2 separate regions of the Homo sapiens genome follow, and region 1 is linked to region 2. The links are chromatin loops, found by intact Hi-C in ENCODE. Cell type or tissue: tibial artery. All regions are shown on one strand. Links, peaks and the distances in the headings refer to the core of each region. The heading gives the core; the rest is flanking DNA. Region 1 has its middle 140 kb from the start of SLCO3A1. Region 2 has its middle 90 kb from the start of SLCO3A1.

Region 1 (8,340 bases), core at 266-8,265, 45 kb after region 2:
TTCAATGTAGTCTCATTTTTCAAAGAAGCTGGACAAAGTTATCTTTTTTCCCCAAACCCTCAACTAGACTTGGGAGCCTCTTTCAAGATCTGAGAAAAAAATTAAACGATTTTACATTGACTAAAATATCTTCAGTTTTTAGCTTATGCTTAGGATATGAAGAAGAATGAAACTAATCAAGATGTAGTCATCCATTCATTCTTACTAATAATTTAAGCCCAGACAGTAGGGAAAGTACAGATTTGATCTTATTTGATTTTTGTGGATTGCCCTAAAAGAGGGTGGGAGATCAAATTTTTTATCTTTTTGTGAGCTGGTTTATTTTATATGTATATTGGCAAGCTCAATCTACAGTCAAGTTTGCATAAGATCTTGATTAAATTTGTTACCCTGACCACTATTGGATTTTAGCAAAAATGCCTGATAGAGAAGTGTGATATGAAAATATATATATGTCATCTTCTTCCCAGTTTCCTGGCATACAACTCCTAAAATCCTCAGAATCTCCAAAGTGCTTTTTGTATACTAACGTTCACAGAAGCTTCAGGATAGGGCTGGTTGCCAGAAACCCTGAGAAGACAGAAGCATGATTAGAAGATTGAGACTTTCAGCCCTACCCCTCAACCTGTGGGGGCTGGGGTGGGGGGGCGCTGAAGGTTAAGTTGATTGCCAATGGCCAGAGGTTTAATCAATCATGCCTATGTAACAAAGCCTCCATAACAACCCAAGAGGACTGGGTTCGGAGAGCTTCTGGATAGCTGAACACAAGGAGGTTTTAAGAGGTTGGCGTACCCAGGGAGAGTGTGGAAGCCCCATGCCCCTTCTTCCATATCTTGTCCTATCCATCTCTTCATCTATATCCTTTGTAATACCCTTTACAATAAACCAGTAAATGTAAGTGTTTCCTTGAGTTTTGTGAGCTGCTCTAGTAAATTAATGGAACCCAAAGAGGAGGTTTTGGGAACCCCAACTTGAAGCTGGTTGGTCAGAAGTTCCAGAGGCCTGGACTTGTGCCTGCTATTCGAAGCAGGGGAAGTTCTGGGGACTGAACCTTCAACCTGTGGGATCTGGCACTGGCTTCACATAGATGGTGTTGGAATTGAACTGGAGGATGCCCAACTGGTATCCACTGCAAAACTGATTGCTCACTTGGTGGTGGGGAGAAACATCCCCCTACACCCAACATTTTGATCGTGGATGTCTTCTGTGTTGGTGACTGTTGTGGTGTAGGAGAAGACGAAAAAGTAGTTTGAGTTTTTTCTAAACAAGAAGGATAGGTGGGCTGATATTTAGAATTGGTATTTGACCCAGGAGATATAGGCTCTGCACCCACAAGTGCGTTTGTCTCTGTCATCTTGGACATAATCACTTCAAGTCTTAGTCCCTGCCCCTGCCAAACTGGCCTTACTGTACCATTCACATACTTTGTAACGCTTTGTGAACTAACAAGCACGTCAAGCATTGTGAATGCTCTGGAAGAAAACACCTTATGATCCACCCGTTATTTACTGTTACACAATGACTTTTCCATAAGCATTCAGGGCACACCATGGCTGGGTTCACATGACATAATTTATCACCCTCTTGCTCTGAGACTGTATTACTTTTTCATGTTTTGAAGACTCAGCTGTCTTCAAAATGTCCCTTCTTATTTAATAAATGATCATTTGCAAAAGTGGCAGAGACTGGCAACTGAGCATCATTCAAAACTGAGCAAGGGCCTTTGGACCTTGAAAAGGCTTATGTTCCTCCTTTCCAATAGTTAACTACAGTTCTCACTCTCTCTTAGAATGTCAAGGAGATACATAAATAAAATCCCTCTTGAGATCAGTCAGTCTCATTTTATCATTTTTAAATTTAGAAGGGGAGAGTCACATGGGGTGCTACAATTTTGTTCAATTATTAATCCAGTATTTGGATATATTAGTGTTGGCATTGTCATTGATATTCTTGATCATTGAAAGATGTCCCTAAAGTCAGTGCCAGTTCACATGTCTCTTTTTCAGATGGTTAAAAATGGGGTCCTCAGGCCCAGTGGAAAGCGGTTCCCATGCTCTTTCTTTTGCCCCAAAACTTTCAGAGACAGAAATGTTGAACATTGCCAGAACCCAGAGCGTTTTTTTGAATATCCTTCATGGTGGTAAATCTTTGTCCTTTAAGTCTAGCTATTTTTGGGAAATTGTCTGAAATAATTTAGAACAAATTTGGTATGAAACAAGGAGGACAGTCATGCTGGTGGTGAACACCTTATTCTGGTCAGAAATAAAGCAAAGAAATCAAGTAACAAGAGCAGCCTCTTGTCTCCCCACTTTCTTCTGTCTTCTCCTTGTGGACCTGAGCAATGAGTTAAATAGATGTTTAGCGCAGGTCAGACAAGCAGGCATCTACCCAGTGGGCACACTATTAAGTGCAGCACAAAATCAAAGCTCACTGGATAGAGAGATGGCTTACCATGGTGGAAAGAACATCAGTTTAAGAGCCAACTTGGGCTTAAATCTCAGCAATTAATTCTGTGGCCCTAGATAATTTACTTAAACTCTCTGATTATCAGTTTCTTCATCTGTAAAATGGGGAGTTTTAACACCTGTCTCAAAAGGTGAGTGTTAAGTGAGACAACAGGTTTTAAGGACCTGATACACAGTCTGGCACAGTAGAATTTTGTTCACTGGTAGTGATTGTTGTAAACCTCCAAGTTCCCGTCTGTCAACTCTGACTTTTAAGAATAATTCCTAAATTGTGTCACCTCTTCAGTTGCAGGGTGTTATGCTTTCATAATATTTAGCACTCTATGCTATAACATTTTATGTTTGTCAGTCTCTTCTAGTAGGTAGAGATCTCCCTGAGAATAAGAACTTGTCTTGTTTATGTTTTTATCCATAGTACCTAAGTGCCTAGGTGCCTAGGTCTAGTAGCTGAAAATTAATCCTTGAATAAATGGAATAAAAACTGAAAACATGTCTATTGGGATAAAGACCTAAGCTGTGGTAGCCAAGAAACTCAAAAATACAGTGGCTTAAAGAACATAGTCTATTTCTCTTTTTTGTACCTGTTTCCAGATGAGCTATCCACATCAGTGGGTCAGCTCTGCTCCACATAATCACTCAGGGAACACAGCTTCTTGCATGTGTTGCCCCTCTTTTCCTAGGGCATTGTTACTGTCTGCCTGGAGAATGTTGAATCTCTCCTGTGGCAGCCAGTGAGTAGGAGAAAGACCATGTGGAGGGGCATACCCTCTGATGCAAGGCCCAGGCTCTGAAGGGTTATGCATCACCTCCGCTCACATCCCAAAGAAGATAACTTAATCGCATGATGCAGCTAACTGCAAGGGACACTGGGAAATGCAGCCTAGCCTTATGCCCAGACTGCCTGGCTTGTGTCCTCGTGTGTATCACAGGAAACCTCATACTCAAGCCTTCTTTGCTCCCTAGTTTGGGGTAGGGTAGGCCAATAGGAGACATTGGTGGGGGACTGGAGGGCAGGAGCAGAAGGAAAGGCAGTGTAGTTTTCTACCTCTCTGCTTTAGCTGCATTTCCTCCACAGTTCTGCCTCCTGCCCGATAGTCCTACCCTCCATGATCCCGGCTCTCCTGAGACATGCCCATTGTGGTTCTGGCTTCCTGGGCTACAGTAACATCACCTCCTACTTTGTCCCTTTAACCACAAGGGGAAGGGCTGTTTTCTGATATTGCTAATTTCTTGATTACCTCATTTTCTCCTGTTTGCCTTTTCAATGCTTCCATACACTTTGGAGCCACTTCCCTGTGTTAATTCCCTCTCTTTGAAACACCTGACACAGTTTGTGTTTTCCTGATCAGACACTGATTAAGACAAACAAGAAGAGGAGAATGGATTTTTATGCCTAACGATCAGTCTCCAACACAGTTCACCCCCGGCCACCAATCAGTCATGTGTATTCTTCTTCCCACACATAGAGCACAACCACTCTTCCTCAAGGGAGACCATCCAAAGCACTGCCCCATTTCCGAACTAAGCTCAAAGTGAAGATTCTCAGGCCTAACTTTGTCTCTTCATGGTTCAGTAATCTATGTATACAAAAAGACAATTTATCTCTACACTTCCTTCTCCCTTCAACACACACTCAATATACAATAGTAAAGCAGGAACAGGGCAACTGCAAAAACTCAAAAAGAGAGGAGTAGATTGGGGAGCACATAGCAGTCACTGGTCCAGAACCAAGGAAATCTTGCAGGGCAGACCTTGTGAAGACTCACTACCCCAGCAGGGAAGTGAGTTCCTTGGTTAGACTTTGGCTCTGTTCTTTTAGAGAAATTCCACCCATTCTTCTCCATGTCCCCTGCCCCTGCCCCTGCCCCTGAAAACTTCCTGATTGTCCATTAATCTCTGGAGCCACATCTAGAGTGGGGACTGGGTAATAAGGTTTCCCTGGTAGTGGTGTAGATTGTACAGCCCAGTCCAATGATAAGAACTTGGGGGATGTGATGCTTGCCTGAACTGAATTCTGTATCAGTCAGCATTCAGTGCAAGAAACAGAAATCACCCCAGTGAATTAAGCAGAAGGAAATTCCACTCAGGGCGATGAGTGCTCATGAAATTATTAAAAAGGCTGGAAAAACAGCAGCTAAGGAGTGGCTCCTGGGCTTCAAAACCCTGCTACAGCAGCTCTGATCTGAGGTCCCTGCTGCTACAGTCCAAAGTTCAGGAAGCAACATAAAAATGCTGCCAATGCCACAGCAGCCCAAGTCCCTGAGGCTGGTAATTGGACAGTGGAATGGGGAATCTGCTGTTCCAAAAACCCGTATCTGTTGGAGCCCAGTCATCAGCTTCCACTGCGATGGAGAGACTGATGTCTCCCTTTCTTTCCCTTTCCAAATCTCTTGCAAGAACATCTCAGAGGCAAAACTTACATAACACCCAGAACCCTCAAGGCAAGGAAAACTAGGAGATAAACACAGGGTGTGTCGATTAGGGTCCTCAAGGAGCAAGCACCAAGATGGGATTAGATGTGCAAGATATTTACTAGGAGAATCGTCTCTGCATGATGAAATGGGAGATAACCATGGCAAGGACAAAAAACCAAACACCGCATGTTCTCACTCATAGGTGGGAACTGAACAATGAGAACACATGGACACAGGAAGGGGAACATCACACACTGGGGACTGTTGTGGGGTGGGGGGAGGGGGGAGGGATAGCATTAGGAGATATACCTAATGTAAATGATGAGTTAATGGGTGCAGCACACCAACATGGCACATGTATACATATGTAACAAACCTGCACGTTGTGCACATGTACCCTAAAACTTGAAGTATAATATTAATTAAAAAAAAAGAATGGGAGAAAGCACAACCAGGCAGGGAGAGCCTTCAGACCACAATGCAGATCAGACACTTGTACAAGGAGAGAGGGAAGGAAGGATTGTGTGGGGCAAGCCTCAGGCTGCAGCACAGTTCTAGAACATCTTGACCAGGCTGATGGGGAGTCCTCATGCAAAAATTTCCCATTAGAGGATTTCCACATTGGGCAGGAATAGGCTGGCACTAGGACCCCTACCCTACCGTGCTTATTTCACCAGCTGTCAATGGTGTGGGAAAGTGTAGTCTTAGGGCAAATGTGGCAGATGCAAATACAAGGGACAGCTGGAATTGTCCACCAACCAGTTTCCCTGCAGCAGTTCCTCTTGGAGTGACATAGCTCCATAGCCACCCCACGAGGGACAGAGCGGGTGGAAACAGAAATAAATGGTTGTTGATTTCAACAATATGTGGCACAGCATCCTCATTGGGTGTTCCTTCAATCATCCATTCCTCATCTATCTATCTGAAATAACTTGTGTAGTTACAAGCAAGAGATAACCATTTTCCTCTTGCTTTTGTCTTATCAGAACTTTTAGGAGGAAAAAAATCCGTCAGTAGCATTATGTAAAAATAAAACTATTTTAATGAAAAGTGCTTTAATCGGATTAAAGAAAGCACAAAAGGTCAGTTTGGATTAATATACCGTGTAACCTTTCTATTCCCTGTAAAATTCTTGGAATACCAATACAAGTTGGTCTGCCTTGTTTCCTGAGTTTTGCTGTGATGCCATGCCTGTTATAAAAGAGAAATTTTCATGTACACATAAAATGCAATAATTATAAGAATTTGCCCTTACTAATAGGTACCAGATACTTTACCAAGTGCTTTATATATATCAGCTGATTTTGTTTCATAACAAGTGAGGTATCATGATCATCATGCTCATTTCCAAAGGGGAAAGAGAAAGGTTATGTAGCTCACCCCAGGTCATGCAGCAAGTATGGAAAACAGAAGTCAGATTCTCCTGTTGTCCTTGCCTGCACTCTCTGAGCCCTTCTATGTGCTGCAGGGCTCTATTCTACATAGATCACTCCATCAGTCCACCCAGCCCCATGGAGTGAGTTCTACATGTAGGTCTACAGTTCCTTATCTAGGACCCTTGAGGCCAGATGGATTTCAGAATTGAGAAGTTCTGAAATTTTAGAAGGTACTGTGATTCATATACCACATATAATGTAATGCTTCTAGTGAGGTCTGGGGCAGCACTTCATAATCAATGTAAATATTTATACCAAATGGGATAAATATAAATAAATATTTATATCACTGTCAATATTTCTACCAAGTGGGATAAATGGCCCTATAGTAAGTAAGTAATTGAGTCAGGATTTGAGCCCTGGCTATTTTAATTGGGGTCTGGTTTCTAGGGTATGGGTCTCTCCTTGTACTCAATTCTACCTCCAACATGCAGTGGCACTGATTCTATTATCAGCTGTTTACCTCAGTCTAGGCACTCTGCTAGGCACTTTGCATATCCCATCTCATCAAATTCTCTCAACTGCCTTAGGACATAGGAATCAGCCTCACTTCTCAGTTGAAGTAACTGAGACTCAGACATTAAGTAATTTACCCATTGTTAGGATGTAGCCTGGCAAGATTTGAATCAAGGTCTGTTGGACTTCAAAACGCCACACCAACTTAGTTTTCACAATGAAAGCCCTACACCTTGAGGAGTCTAACAAACTGCCAGCACTTTGGCACTGACACACTCAGCCATACTGGCTGTAGTTCTGCTCCCCAGGCAGCTGGAGCTCTGTGCTCATAATGCCTTTTGTCACTGAAGTATATGTCTTAACATTCCTGATCTCAAGCAATGGTTCAGTTCACTCTCCCTGATGGCAAAGAACAATCTGATATTCCGCTAGGAACACTCAGCAGAGTTGCTTTCATCTTCTTGTCCCTTCTTTCTTGTAAAAAGAAGCCCCATTTCATCAGATGTGATAATCCATTCACATCTGTTCCAAGAGGTTCAGGATTGTATTACTCTGTTCTTGCACTGCTGTAAAGAACTATCTGAGACTGGGTAATTTATAAGGAAAAGAAGTTTAATTGTGCTTACAGTTCTGCAGGCTGTACAGGCTTCTGCTTCTGGGGAGGCATCAGGAAATTTACAATCATGACAGAAGGCAAAGGGGAAGTAGGCACATATTTACATGGCCAGCAGGAGAGACAGAGAGCAAAGGGAGAAGTGTTACACACTTTCAAACAACCAGATCTTGTGAGAACTCTATCACGAGACAGCACTAGGGGAATGGCGCTAAACCATTTGAAACCACCTCTGTGATCCAATCACCTCCCACCAGGCTCTACCTCTAACACTGGAGATCACAATTCAACATGAGATTTGGATGCGGACACAGAGCCAAACCATATCAAGGACATCCACCACTGACACAATTTATTGTCATTAGTTTCTAAGCCTTTCTTGGGTGTCTGCTGCTAGCAGAAGAAAGAAACACAGAAGAAAGGAAGGTTTCTCATGATTCTCCCCTGGTTGCACCAAGAGGCTGCTGAGGGCCTGAGAGATCTGTTACAGGTAGGCGCCACCGTAGATCATCCCTTTATTCTTTCCAATTTGCCACATAACTATGGCAATTTCATGGCTAGAATTTTAGCACAGTCCAAATATATATCATATGTGGTTCTGACATATTCTACCATTTAGTGAATGGTTATTATGTACTAGACACTGCTAAACATGTATAAAAACACGTCATTCAATCTCTTCTATCACCTTAGGCAGGGATTATTAAAGGCTTATTAACCCATTTTACAGATGAGAAAACTAAGACTCAGAGGGACTAAATTTCCATAGCTAAAATGAGCCACAGATCCAGGATTCTAACCCAGGTCTTTCTGAACCAACAGTCTCTGCTATTAACTCCAGTACCTCTCTTACAGTCACTTTCATTACCCCAACAGTAACTGCACTTGTCATGCCACATGCCTGATTTGGGTGTAGACATTCTCGACTCTGTGTATTATATAACTTCTGCTCTCCA
Region 2 (8,340 bases), core at 151-8,150:
CTTTGCTTTTTTCTCCTAGGAAAATTTTTTAAATGGAAATAATAGAACAAAGTTTATGTGCAATTTTAAATCTTTTGAATAACATTGCCAAATCATCCTTCAGAAATGTTGTATGAGCCAGGCACAGTGGCACACGCCTGTAATCCCAGCACTTTGGGAGGCCGAGGTGGGAGGATCACTTGAGGCCAGGAGTTTGAGACTGACCTGGACAACATAGTGAGACTCTGTCTCTAAACAATTTTTAAAAAATTAGCTGACCTTGGTAGTGCATGTCCCTGTGGTCCCAGCTACTTGGGAGGCTGCGGTAGGAGAATTGCTTGAATCTGGGAGGTTGGGGCTGCCATGTTCTGTGAGCCATGTTCGTGCCACTACGCACCAGCCTGGGCAACAGAGTGAGATCCTATCTCAAAAAAAAAAAAAAAAAAGAAAGAAAGAAAAAGAAAAAGAAATGTACTAAAGTTCACTCCGACCTATAATAGATGAGCACTCCTGTCTCCCAGATCTCTGCCAGGAATGAGTATTATAAATTTAAAAATCATTTTGGGAGGCAGAGGAGGGCAGATCGCTTGAGGCCAGGAGTTCAAGACCAGCCTGGCCAACATGGTGAAACTCCATCTCCATCAAAAATACAAAAATTAGCTAGGAGTGGTGGCACGCACCTGTAATCCCAGCTACTTGGGAGGCTGAGGCACGAGAATCACTTGAACCCAGGAGGCGGAGGTTGCAGTGAGCTGAGATCATGTCACTGCACTCCAGCCTGGGTGACAGAGTGAGAACCTTTTTCAAAAAAAAATTGTTGCAGATCATTTCCACTGAATTTGCTATTTCTATATTTGGAGAGGGACAATCCTACCAATCCCCTCCCTTCAACACACACACATAGAGCATCACATAGAGGCATGTCTAACTGTGACTACATCAATCCTACCTGTGAGCTACAATATATACAGGTGCAGTGGCACTGAACATGACCAGAGGGTTTGTTAATGAACCATTTTCGCACACACATGAGCACAAGAGTGGCAGGGCCTGAAGACCATTGACAGCAATTCATACGAGCCATTTCAACAAATCCTAGGCAATCAGAATGCTTACACTTCTCATTGACTTCTGTTTCTACCTAATGTGCATGAGCATTGTCAACAAATTGTTAGACCTTTCTTACCCACTCTGTGTGTGTGTGTGTGTGTGTGTGTTTGTGGATGATTTGCCTGGGGGAGGGGGAGGGCTTGGACAGAGTTACTGATGACAAAAATTCTAGAAAAGAGTCTGATGAAACCCCGTCTCTACTAAAAATCCAAAAAAAAAAAAAAAAAAAAAAAAAAAGAGCCAGGCGTGGTGTTGTGCACCTGTAGTCCCAGCTACTCTGGAGACTGAGGCAGGAGAATTGCTTGAAGCTGGGAGGTGGAGGTTGTGGTGAGCCAAGATTGTGCCACTGCATTCCAGCCTGAGTGACAAGAGTGAAACTCCATCTCAAAACAAAGATAAAAACAAACAAACAAACCAACAAAAAATAAATAAAAAAGAAAAGAAAAGAGTCCAAAATGTTGTAAAATCAGAGGAAGGTTAGAAGACCTTGGAAGTCAAGAGTCTGGGGTGAAGGGAAAAAGAAAAGAGAGAAGCTCTGGTAAACATTACCAGGGGTGGTAAATGTCCCATTCTTCTCTTGGGCACCTGCACTTCCCAGTTCTTTTCATGAGATGGAATCATGTGACTGTTCTGGCCAATGAGCTGTGAGTGAAAGTAGTGTTTGCCACTTCTGGGGTGTAGATTTTAAATTGCCAAAGGGCAGGACCTTCATTCGCTCTCTTGTCCTGCCATGGTGGCATGGAGGACCCAGACTCTCAGTCCAGGCTGGAGCATCAGTCCACCTGGGTCCCTGGGCATCCAAAGGAGCAGAACTCGCTGCCTGTCGATGCTGGTCATCTAGGTTGGTATGAGTAAGAAGCAGACCACCATTGTGGTAAGCCACTGAGATCTAGGGGTTGAGTTTTCGCAGTTTAACTTAGTCTAGTTCAATTAATACAGAAGCATCAACTAATTCATTCCAAACAAAAGTCATGAGGAGTGAGGGGAAGAAGACTGAAAAGTAATTGCCCAGAATCTTTTTGTAGTCTTGGATCCACCTGCTCAACAATCTTCTTCGGGAGTCCTATATATGATTCAGTTAGAAGCAGAGCTGCTTTGGGGAACCTTCCTCCCTTATGTGTCAACCCTGGAGGAGCCTCTTCATAAACCCACAAGAAAATCAATCCAGTTTAGGAGGTGACTGCTCCCATGAGGGCGACTCTTCCAGCTCAGACAAGGTGAGGGGCTCCTCGGCTTCTGGACTCAGGGTTTCACCAGTTGGCCAGGAGTAAAAAGAGGAGGTGAGGCCAGAGTGAACCCTATGTCCTGTGGCATTAAATGAGGTCCAAAAGGAAGGGATCAAATGGACATTTCATGGGAAGAAAAATTTTAAGTCTTGTCTCTCTTCCCATTTTGGGAAAGAGCTCTGTGTGGGGATACTTGCAGTAGACATTTCACTTTTTTTTCCTTAAGTGAAACTCCCTGGGGATTTCTAACAGCAGGAAGCTCAGTGGAAAGCTCACAATCAACCAATTAATGTGATTGATGTGCAAAGTGAGAACTGGTAAAGCAGGAATGAAGAAAAGTCTCTTCAGCCCGAAATTAACAGAATTCGCTGATTATATCAATCAGATCAGAGAAGTGATTGCCAAGACTTTGTTTTTGTTTGTGCCATGTGGGCAGATGTAAAGGTCTGCTCTATCCAGGATCAGGGTTTTAATAATACATATTTTATAAAGAATGGCCACATACTGCCTTGGAAACTCAGCGAAGTCAAGTCTTCTGATGTCACAGTATTTTTCTCTCTCTCATTATTGAAATACTCAGACCTTCTTGTTATAAATTACAAATATTTGTGTCCCTTCTAATAATCTTCTGTCACATTAGACTTCGCTGCAGAATCGTAAGAAATGCAGGAAGTTAAGGTAATGCAAATCAGGTCTTCTGAACGCCAGAGATGTCTTTCCAGACTTTAAATCTCATGCATTCAGTGTGAGGTATAATAATTATCTTCAGTGTTGCAATTAACAGTTTCTGAAAAAATTCCACCATATGGAATGCAACTGCTGATCAATACATCACACTAACTAATTAGGTGTGGTGGGAAATTTTATGTGTCAACTTGACTGGGCCACGGGGTTCCCCGATACTTGGTCATACATTATTCTGAGTGTGCCTGTGAGGGTGTTTGTAGATGAGGTTAACATTTGAATCAGTAGACTAAAGCAGATGGCCCTCCTTCATGAGGGTGGGTTTCATTCAATTCACTGAAGGCCTGAATAGAATAGAAAGACAGCTCCTTCCTCTAGGAGTAAGGAGAACACCTTCTGCCTGATTGCTTTCAAGGAAGGAATTTGGCCTTTTCCTGCCTTTGGGCTTGAACTGAAGCACCGGCTCTTCCTGGGGTTTTGAGCTTGCTAGCGTTCAGACTGTAACTTGTACATGGGCTCTCCTGGTTTTCAGGCCTTTGGACTCAGACTGGAAATTACATCATTGACTCTCCTGGGTCTCCAGCTTGCTGACTGCAGATCTTGGGACTTGTCTCAGCCTCCATAATCATGTGAGCCAATTCCTTAAAATAAATCTATTTGTTTCCCTATATGCGTTCTATTTCTTCCGTTTTTCTGGAGAACCCCAACAAATAAAGTAGGAAATAATATCACAGCACACTGAACGGTATGTAACTGGCAGACTGGACTCTTTAAAATAAAACAAAAATACCTTCTTGGACTTCTGACTTTAAATTGGACATTAGTGACACTAAGCGTGACTGTCTTAGGGTTTGTTTCAGATCTTGTATATTGTTTACTTAATGAGAATAATTTCCAGAGAGCATATTTGATGTGATTCTATTGCTCTGGAACTAAATAATAGCTAAGGAGTAGAAATATCCAATGCTTTCTTTTAAACAAGAAGCCTGATATTATCAACTCCTCTCTCAGACACTTCTCAAAAGAAGACATTTATGCAGCCAAAAAACACATGAAAAAATGCTCATCATCACTGGCCATCAGAGAAATGCAAATCAAAACCACTATGAGATATCATCTCACACCAGTTAGAATGGCAATCATTAAAAAGTCAGGAAACAACAGGTGCTGGAGAGGATGTGGAGAAATAGGAACACTTTTACACTGTTGGTGGGACTGTAAACTAGTTCAACCATTGTGGAAGTCAGTGTGGCGATTCCTCAGGGATCTAGAACTAGAAATACCATTTGACCCAGCCATCCCATTACTGGGTATATACCCAAAGGACTATAAATCATGCTGCTATAAAGACACATGCACATGTATGTTTATTGCGGCATTATTCACAATAGCAAAGACTTGGAACCAACCCAAATGTCCAACAATGATAGACTGGATTAAGAAAATGTGGCACATATACACCATGGAATACTATGCAGCCATAAAAAATGATGAGTTCATGTCCTTTGTAGGGACATGGATGAAATTGGAAACCATCATTCTCAGTAAACTATCGCAAGAACAAAAAACCAAACACCGCATATTCTCACTCATAGGTGGGAATTGAACAATGAGATCACATGGACACAGGAAGGGGAATATCACACTCTGGGGACTGTGGTGGGGTCGGGGGAGGGGGGAGGGATAGCATTGGGAGATATACCTAATGCTAGATGACACGTTAGTGGGTGCAGCGCACCAGCATGGCACATGTATACATATGTAACTAACCTGCACAATGTGCACATGTACCCTAAAACTTAAAGTATAATTAAAAAAAAAAAACATTAAAAAAAAAAAAAAGAAGTACGAATTGGTTTCTGTCTGCCTGTGTTTTCAAGTTTCTGGCAATTAAAAAAAAGTATATCGCTGATTTATTTTGTGTTTGACTCATAATGAGCAAGCTTAGAAGATGAGATCTGAAGTATCTGGGCTTGTCCCAAATCCAGTGTTCTCTTGTTCCTATACGCCTTTGCACATTCTATTTTATTGGTCTGAAAAAAATAAAAATAAAAAAGATCTTACATCTTGTCTCTGTGGAAAGCCCCCCTGCTGCTCATCTTTGATATTCTAGTTCAAATGTCCCCCTCTCTGAGAAGTATTTTCCTATTCTTGGGAAAACTTGGAAGAACAGCTCTTGAGTTCTGAAATGCATTTACCTCCACTGCAGAAATTACCCTATGTTTCACCTGTTTATTATAACTCCTGCTTTCCCACTGGATGTCAAGCTTCTGGAGACAGGACCTCATTTATATCTTTTCCATATTGTGTTGCTATAATATGAATGCTGGCATTTACTGAGCACTTATGCTCTTAAAAACTTTATATTAATAAATTAATCTTCATGACAGCCCTATGGTTTAGATTCTATTAGTTTCTTTACCTTGAACTGAAGAAGCTGAGGTTTGGAGAAGTTGACCTACAAGCGTAATCTCCTTACTGTTGTTGTAGAGTACTTACTGTTACTCTCATTACTCTTGTCATTTTTCTTTCCCAGTAGGTTGGTCTATACAGCTGTCAACCTAGAAATGTTCTCCATGAGACAACTCTCCAGGTGTCTGCTGCCAATGGAACTGGAATTTCCTTAACCCTACATAACCTAGTTTCCGGGCTGGGTGCAGTGGCTCGCTCCTGTAATCCCAGCACTTTGGGAGGCTGACACAGCCAGATCGCCTGAGGTCAGGAGTTCGAGACCAGCCTGGCCAACATGGTGAAACCCTGTCTCTACCAAGAACATAAAAAATTAGCTGGGCATGGTGGCAGGTGCTTGTAATCCCAGCTATTCGGGAGGCTGGGGCATGAGAATCACTTGAACCGGGGAGGCAGAGGTTGCAGTGAGTCGAGATTGTGCCACTGCACTGCAGGCTGGGTGACAAAGAAAGACTCCATCAAAACAAACAAACAAACAAACAAACAAACAAAAAAACCCTGGCTTCCATTAGCTGGTTGTAGGCTACCTACCCACATCAGTGTGGGGCCCGTCATCAAATCCCCGGAGAGGAACAATTCAAATTCAGGGGACACTGGCACAGGAGCTTAGTAAGTACTTTATAATGCATGTTATGTTCATTTCTTTTTATTTTCTCTTGCACTCACACACACAAACACTCAATTTCCAAATTTCTTATATAAAAAATTTTGAGACGGTAACAGAGAGGAAAGACACAGAAAATTCTCTCTGTTTTAGGTGGAGAAGAGAGGGCGGTATGGAGATTGAAGCAATCAGACGCTCCTTTCTCAGGGTCGGATTCCCACCTGCTTCCCGATCCCAACTTTACCTTTTCCTGTAGCAACCCCCTGCTCCTCACTTGATCTCCTGGGGCTTGGCAACGGTCTCTTTCCCTTGTGCTTTTTGAAGGCTGTCACTGGATATCTCAGAGAAACCCTTGATGGGCCAAATGAGATATGGGGTCCCTCATTAAAGCACCATGATTCTGGCTGGGAGGTCAAATAATGAAGGGAAAGCCTCATTGTTACTGTCGGAGTTGTAGACCTGCTTGAATGACTCAAGGAGAAAGAGAGGTAGTCAAAACAGGGCACCAGCTCATGTGAGGCCTGGAAACAATAAGAAAAGAATGTATTTCGTCTTCTAAAACGGCCACACATTTGTGGGAGGCCCCCCACCTTAGATAGTCAAGCTCAGTTTGGAAGATTCCAGATTTGCAATCGTTGCAGCAAAGAAAAACAAATAGTTTCCTGTAGCAAAGGTCTTTCGTACCCATCAGTACGTGCCCTGTGGAGCAACACCCAGCAATCTTGAGTTTTATATCATGCGTCTCATTCTTTTCTCTGTTTGTGAGAACGAATCTCTGGGTAAATGAATGAATCTCTGCCTAAAACAGCTCAGAGAGGACTGATGGCCTAGAAACAGGATTTCCGAGTCTCCAACAAATCTCTGAAGTAGCTCTAAGATGCTCTCATTAGATAAGGATTCAAATTAAGTTTGGTGTGACTTCTTAGAAGACGCCTGCTTTTGCAGTAGGTAAAAAGTTGCTTCCAGGCTTTTTAGAAAAGAGATAATAAATACCTCTCTCAAAGAAACTTTGTGCCAAATGTCCATATGATTTTACAGTTCTTCCCATGCCCAGGGAAGTAGGCAAGAGGCCGGTGATTGCTGGATTTACAGTCAAGTAGTAGAATGTTAAAGAGACATCCTTCTCTATAGTAACGTGGATCCATTACAGGCTACACCACTCACATAATACTTGCATCATTGCTCAAGAACATCAGTAGTTAGAAATACTATTTAGTTATTTAAGGACTCCTGACACCACAAACCTGCTGGTCCAAGAAATTTTATTTAAACATAAAGATGTACTTAGAAAATAAAAATTCAGATTCATTCAGCATTTTCTTCTCCTATGTCTACCTGCAATCGTCTCTCCACCCACAGGCGACCATCACTGCTCTAGGGGAGAAAAAGGCACCAGGGGTCTCCTCCCAGGGGAACAGCTCTGCCTTCTCAGGCCCTTCTTAAGTCAAAATGCCTGTACTTCCTTGCCAAATAATTTCTACATGGCAGGTCCTTCTGTGTCTGATAGGAGAACTCCTTGTTGAAATTTTATATACACATATGTTTCTACAAGATAAAGGGAACCAGACAAGGAGATTAATTGTGTTCAGTGCCTTTCAGCTGAAGGAGTCCATATTCCCAGGAGAATGACTGGAACTCTGCTGAGGAGTTCAAATTCAAACAAACCACCATGGGCATTAAGACCCCAGGCAAAGAGTGCTGCTCTGTTTAATGTCCACTCCAGGTGACAGGCCCTTTTGCAAAGGGCACTGATGCCACAGCCTCTGGACAGAGCAGTTATAATCGGAACCTTTGTTCTGCAAGCCAATCTAGGCCACTGTGTTCCTGAGATGGGGTTCAGGGGTATCAGTGACTTTCTTGCCTCTATAGAGGGATCACAGACTCTTCGAATGACCTCATTGCACTTAAACTTGATATTCAGCACAGACTTGGGAGTATTCCCTATTATAATTTCATGCACACTATCACTGTGACCAGTATAAAATGAGAATTTGTGACAAGGTCTTATTTTAAATGTCCTTGCCAGTCAGTGCAGACTGTGGGCTATGGGAGATGTGGGGCTGTTATTTTAGTGAAAAAAGGAGCTAATAAATATGTAAATCACATTATCTTTATTCATAACCTGCCAGGGATCAGACATGAGATAACAGCCAAAAAGTACTATGTTATCTATAATATTAAGTGATTTAATATCTCAAAACTTCAAACACTGGGAAAATTGCATGAAATAAATACTTCTTCCTGGTCAACTTCTTGGTGAGCAATATT

What was found. Hi-C counts contacts between places; a loop is a spot of excess contacts. Peaks named below come from ENCODE experiments on the same cell type or tissue, not always from the same donor. Only the 100,000 strongest peaks of a DNase experiment are listed, where the experiment ranks them.
Region 1: it touches region 2 in a loop (10-fold over the local background); 3 of 110 quality-filtered maps call a loop at or near these places.

The regions. Positions count from the first base shown.
Region 1 is chr15:91,714,350-91,722,689 of GRCh38, reverse strand. No RefSeq gene overlaps it. Among named protein-coding and RNA genes, the nearest start is that of SLCO3A1, 140 kb to the left of the region's middle. In tibial artery, for the core only: no CTCF peak of the experiment used is centred there; no DNase peak of the experiment used is centred there; H3K27me3 peaks cover 211 bases.
Region 2 is chr15:91,759,249-91,767,588 of GRCh38, reverse strand. No RefSeq gene overlaps it. Among named protein-coding and RNA genes, the nearest start is that of SLCO3A1, 90 kb to the left of the region's middle. In tibial artery, for the core only: no CTCF peak of the experiment used is centred there; DNase peaks (open chromatin) are centred at 3,198 and 7,768; H3K27me3 peaks cover 560 bases.